Regions from separate parts of the Mus musculus genome. Here region 2 is linked to region 1. The links are chromatin contacts, found by Hi-C in ENCODE. All regions are on one chromosome and are shown on one strand. The core of a region is the stretch at or near the end of the contact, and the rest is flanking DNA. Distances in the headings are between cores, read along the strand shown. Region 1 overlaps Mbnl1 (muscleblind like splicing factor 1). Region 2 overlaps Miga1 (mitoguardin 1).

Region 1 (3,042 bases), core at 467-2,966:
TCAGTATTCAAAGCTACTGTTGAATTCCTGCCTTTCTCCTACATTTCCATTTCTTTTTTCCAACTTCTCATACCAATGAGCATTCCTCCCTTTGACCTTGTCATTTGCATTAGAACACTTGCTTCTTTGGACCTTAGACTATCATCAAGGGATCATAACTTTTCATCTAGCTCCAGAAGTCTAGGAGAGCTGACCACCTTGAAGGACTCACTTATTCGCTGCCTTTAGCTCTTGTCGATATTGTTTTGCTTTTATAGCATACTGTTAAGCATGGGCCAGGCATGAGCACCATGACAGTCTCCAAGAAAACACCCTTACACACTTCAGGGCGTTACAGAGTATATGTGAGAGCCAGAAAAGCAAATTGACCAATGAGGTGTTGGCATCGTAATTGGAAGCAATGAGAAATAGCACACAGTTGCACGAGGCGAGCTGAATGTCTGTCCCTTCCCACCCCCACCTCATAGGCTCATAGTAGAGCACATTTTGAAAATTCTGAGGAATTCATTCCAATTCTATTTTGGTAGGCAAGGAAAATTTAGAAAATTGGTAATAAAGTATTGCCAGTCTCTACTGTCATCTCAATGAATCACAAACTTTAGCTTCTTTTACTGAGCATGGATACAAACACAGAATCATTGAGTCCCATAATTTTGTTTTTTAAAAGTGTATCTGTTCGTAATGGAGAGAATTGAAATTTATACGTGGCAGGGGTAGCAAAGTCATTTCTCTTTATAGTATCAGGTTTTAGGAAGCTCCATTCTCCCAAAATATGGCGCTCATTCTCTCTACCAAAGGAGCCATTTCCTGTCAATGTCAAGGGACAAATGGCCAATGGGTGTTGACTGTTGACCAACCAAAACCAGTGCTGGCCTTTAGGCTCTTTCAGTATAGCAGCACAACTATTCATGGCTCTTTTCAGCGCTTCTGATCCTACCTCCTGCTTTAAACTCCAACTCCTGGGCTTCCCTCTTTCAGCTTCCCTCTCTCCCTCTCTGTTCCTCTTGTGGTCTGGACTCTTTCAGATGCCTTTGGCTGTGTCCTTCTTCGTATCTACAATTAAAGTCTTTCCATCAACAACACTTCGGAGTAGTCAAGTCTTTAGTTTATAAATCTAGTGCCTAAACCCTCAGTTTATACATCTGGTCCTGAAAGCTCTGGGTGGGAGCACAAATGGATCCCTCCCTTTCAAGGGGTCTTGCCTTTCCTAAGCAAACGAAGCTGCAGACTTGACTCTCCTAAGATACGCATGTATCTGTTTTGTTTTTATTTATTTAATTCTAGAGTCTTCCTCTTCCTTGCTTCTTCCTTTCACCTTCTGTACTTCTGCTGTGGTATTCGGGGCAGCTCTCTGGCTCCTGGAGCCTGCTTCCCCCTCCTGGGTGCCCTTCACAAATAAAGGCTCTCTCTCCCTCCACCTCCTCAGTCCTCTTCTATTGAGTAAATTTAACTGCAGCACTATCTGCTTTGTCTCTGTTGACTTGCTGGAGCTTACTATTACTATAAAACCATTCTTCTCAGCCTCCTGGGCCCCTGTCATATAGAAAATGGATGCCTCTCCTCTGTGACTGGAGATATCTCTCTCTCTGACAAATCTCTCAGTGCATTTGAGCATGCCCCAGATTGAAGCTCTTGTTGCACAGAACACTTATCCTCTCCCTCACGCCTTTCTCCTTCACTGCATGTTCTCGGCTCCCTCCGAGCTTCCTCCTCTCTGCTAGAAGCTGCCTGCGTGGTCTCTCTCCATAGCTTGCTAGAACCCGTTGTTTCTTCCTTTACCTTCCCTGACCTCTGTGATACAGACATCCTCTGGGGTGGAGTTCCTGTTTGCAGCCCTGTCCCTCCTGTCTGTCAGCTTCCTCCTAATTAGAACCCTCCCTCTGGTGGAGTTCCTGATTTTTCCTTTTTCTCTTTTCCTCTTTGGAGCCAGAGACTGTATGAAGCCATGATGTCTGGCTGAAAAAGGTGACCTTAGTTTAGTGCAGTAGCGCCAAATCAATTTGCAAATTCCCACATATTGTAAAACATTTGCCATCATACAAGCAAATATTCGACAAAAGTCTCTTATCTCTAAGCTTTTTCTACTTTCCACTCTAGAAAATCTTTTATCTCTATGCTTTTTGCTCTTTGCTCTCAAAAATTATTTTAAAACTATTATATAAACTCTGTAAAATTTGGAACAAAAGTTAGCTTAAAATTTGCAACCAAAAGCTAATACGTTAAAAAAAAAAACAAAAAACAAAAAACAAGACTATACCTAGGTAATCTTAATTTTCTCTGTGATACTATATGTGTAGCTCGGATTCAACATGTTTAGGGAAAACACACACACACATACATATGTATGTATATGTGTGTGTATATATATGTATGCATATTGAATATATGAATATGTATGTATATATATTCAACTCTTGTTAAGTAAAATAGATGTTTCTAAATAGTAGCCACCATGTGACTGCACCACCATCTTCTTTAAGATGACCACGTGCTATAAACCAGCTAAGGCAGCACCCATAAAACATTTTAGACCTCTTGAACCCCAAGATTGTCTTTGTGTCTCCTTTTCACACAAAGGAAACAGCTGCAGGTCTTAAAGACATTTTGGATTAGGATGACTCTTTATATGATAATGGAAAGAGTTAAAATTTATACATGGCAGTAATAGCAAAATGACTGTTCTTCACTTTACTCGAGACATTAGAAACAGTAACTCTAGGCTAAGGACCTTAAGGTGAGCCTTAAACAATGCTCTGCTTTAGGAGAGAAAGAGAGAAAAAGGGGGTCTGGAGAGAAAGAGTTGGGGGCTATGTGACTTATTTTATGAAATAAAATTTCACGCATCTTTCTAAGATAAAAAATTTAGAATGCAATTGAAAAATTAGAGTAATATTAAAGGGATAGAAAGTTTAACCATATGAGCCCTTGTACATATTTACACTTTATTTCAAGTGCTGTTTGAAAACTCTAAAGAGGGGTGGGGATGAATGGAAATCTTCTGAAATTCAGCATACTTCTCCTACCTCTGCCCATGAATAAACA
Region 2 (3,168 bases), core at 331-2,830, about 92 Mb after region 1:
TAATTAGCCGTTCCAGGCTAATCCTACATCTTATATATAAACTAAGTTGTCTAAGGAAAGGCCTCGGAGGTAGGAAGGTGGGTAGAGGCGGGATATTAACCTATGCTTGTTCTGCTCCAAAGCTCATGTTCATAACTACTAAACTACACTAGCTGTGTCTACGTACAACTGTAGCCACACTCAAAAGGTTTGGCCAACTGCACATTGGGAAATAAGTTTTTGCAATATTTTTTTAATTAAGTTTTAAAAATACATAAGAAGGATGGGGAAATGTTTCAGCAGTTAAATGTTCTCGCTCTCATCCAGATGACCCAATCTGTTTCCCAACTCTACAGTCAAGCGGCCCACAGCTGCCTAAACTTCAGCTCTAGACCTGATGCCGCTCCTGCCCTACAAACACACGCACCCACATACACACGCACCCACATACACACGCACCTACATACACACACCTACATACACACACCGACATACACATGCACCCACATACACACGCACCCACATACACACGCACCCACATGCACACACCCACATACACACGCACCCACATACACAAGCACCCACATACACACGCACCCACATACACACACACACACATACACACGCACCCACATACACATGCACCCACATACACACACACCCACATACACATGCACCCACATACACACGCACCCACATACACACACCCACATACACAAGCACACACATACACACGCACCCACATACACACGCACCCACATACACACGCACCCACATACACACGCACCCACATACACAAGCACACACATACACACGCACCCACATACACACGCACCCACATACACACGCACCCACATACACAAGCACACACATACACACGCACCCACATATACAAGCACACACATACACACGCACCCACATACACATGCACCCACATGCACACGCACGCACACACATACATACACACGCACCCACACACACCCACATACACATGCACCCACATACACATGCACCCACATGCACACGCACCCACATACACACATACAACTTGTACACACATATGTGTGAGTACAAATATTTTTTTAAATACCTAATGCCTTTAATCCCAGCCCTCGGTAGGCAGAGGCCAGCAGATCTATGAGTTCAAGGCCAGTTTGGGCTACAGAGTGAGCTCTAGAATAGCCAGAGCTACACAGAAAAACCCTGTCTTGAACAAACAAACAAAACATTATAACAGCTGGCCAGACACTGTGGCACACACTTGTAATTGAAGCATTTGGAAGACTGAGCCAGCCTGAGCTAAAGAAAGTTCAAAGCCAGCACTAGATACACAGGGAGACATAGCTCAAAAATGTTCTTTTCACAATTACAAAATCATGATTGCTACCAATCTGAAAAACAGAAAATATAAATAAATACTGTCCCAAATATCTAGACACAAGGAAGTGGAAGACCTTCCACAATAACGGAAAGTTTCACTACTATTCAGTGTTTTGTGAACACCCTTTCAAGGCCTCTCTCAAATGTGCCATAAGTGTGCTTCGGGTTAAGCCCAGTCCAGCCAGCAGCACAGAGCGGCACTGACGAGCCACTGCTCTCTGGACTGGGGAGGAGGCGTGCTGCCCTCTAGTGACTCAACAGCACAGACTGGGGAGGAGGCGTGCTGCCCTCTAGTGACAACAGCACAGTCAACAAGAAGCCCCTCAGAGGTAGGAAATGTCCATGCTGTTAGGAAAGAACTGACCCAAGCCTTCATCTCATTGAGGAAACATAACGTCCATCCATGAAATGTGGTTACACATCTGCTGTAACTAAGCCAAGGGTCAGATGTCGGTACAGAAGAGTTTAGAAACATGGAGGGCTCAGCGGCTAAGAGAGCCTGCTGCTCTTCTAGAGGATCCAGGTTCAATCCCCAGCACCTGCACCACACACATATGAAGGAAGAAAATCTTCCCATTATTAAAAAAAAACAGGTGTGGGGGTGTGGCTCAGTGGTTAAGAGCACTGACTGCTCTTCCAGAGGTCCTGAGTTCAATTCCCAGCAACCACATGGTGGCTCACAACCATCTGTAATGGGATCTGATGCCCTCTGCTGGTGTGTCTGAAGACAGCTACAGTGTACTCACAAGCACTAAATAAATAAATCTTAAAAAAAAATAAATTAAGAAATTAAGAAAGGAAGGAAGGAAGGAAGGAAGGAAAGGAAGGAAGGAAGGAAGGAAGGAAGGAAGGAAGAAAGAAAGAAAGAAAGAAAGAAAGAAAGAAAGAAAGAAAGAAAGAAAGAAAGAAAGAAAGAGGGAAAGGGAAAGGGAAAGGGAAAGGGAAAGGGAAAGGGAAAGGGAAAGGGAAAGGGAAAGGGAAAGGGAAAGGGAAAGAAAACGGGGAGGGCCTCAGGAGTCCAGTGCTTGTTGTACAGGCTTGGGTTTGGATCCCAGCCCCCACATAAAAGCCAGGTGTGGTGACGTGTGCGTATAACCCTTGCACGAGGGGAAAGGAGACAGGTAGATCTCGAGAGCTCACTGGCTAAGCAGCATGTACAAGCCCCATTAGATCCCAGCTTTGAAACAGAAAAAAACAAAACAACAAAACAACAACAAATCCAGAAAGGAAGATCCTCACAAGGAATTATCACACCCAGAATTAATTCTTATTTTTATAGTATGTGGCTTCCAGGCTTCCTTACACTGCTGCAGTGATGATTTCCTGCAGACACACTGCCCACAAAGAGTTCATCGTTAACCTTTCTATTCAAAGATAATGCTCAGTTTTAGACGTGGTTAGGAAACACAGTATACTGATAAGAAGATGGACTCTTGTACTCGGGAGGCAGAGGCAGAGGCAGAGGCAGAGGCAGAGGCAGAGGCAGAGGCAGAGGCAGAGGCAGAGGCAGAGGCAGAGGCAGAGGCAGAGGCAGAGGCAGATGGATCTCTGTGAGTTCGAGGCTAATCTGGTCTACAGAGCAAGTTCCAGGACAACCAGGGCTACACAGAGAAACCTTGTCTCAGGGGAAAGTCAGCGACAGCCGTGGGATCCCTGTGGCTGGAGTTGCCAGTTGCTCCGTGGGCACTCAGAGTGAAACCTGAGTTCTCTGCAAGAGCAGCAGGGCCTCCTAACCACTGAGCTCTCCAGCCCCGCAGCCCCTCACTTCAATCTTAGATGATTTACAGGAAGAAACGATGGTAAATCATT

Evidence for each region. A loop is a pair of places that touch in the nucleus more often than their neighbours do.
Region 2: a loop to region 1 is called in a map of T-helper 2 cell, with 129 times the contacts of the local background. The contact joins two enhancer-like sites. A Hi-C loop is called at or near these places in 3 of 37 maps with a recorded cell type or tissue (T-helper 17 cell and T-helper 2 cell).

The regions. Positions count from the first base shown.
Region 1 is chr3:60,579,140-60,582,181 of GRCm38, forward strand. The region is part of intron 2 of Mbnl1 (muscleblind like splicing factor 1); the gene reads left to right. Among named protein-coding and RNA genes, the nearest start is that of Mbnl1, 79 kb to the left of the region's middle. Within about 2 kb of position 1,717, at least 1 of the 3 ENCODE cell types and tissues checked has a DNase peak (open chromatin) inside an H3K27ac peak, as active enhancers do.
Region 2 is chr3:152,314,216-152,317,383 of GRCm38, forward strand. The region is part of intron 7 of Miga1 (mitoguardin 1); the gene reads right to left. Among named protein-coding and RNA genes, the nearest start is that of Miga1, 25 kb to the right of the region's middle. Within about 2 kb of position 1,581, at least 1 of the 3 ENCODE cell types and tissues checked has a DNase peak (open chromatin) inside an H3K27ac peak, as active enhancers do.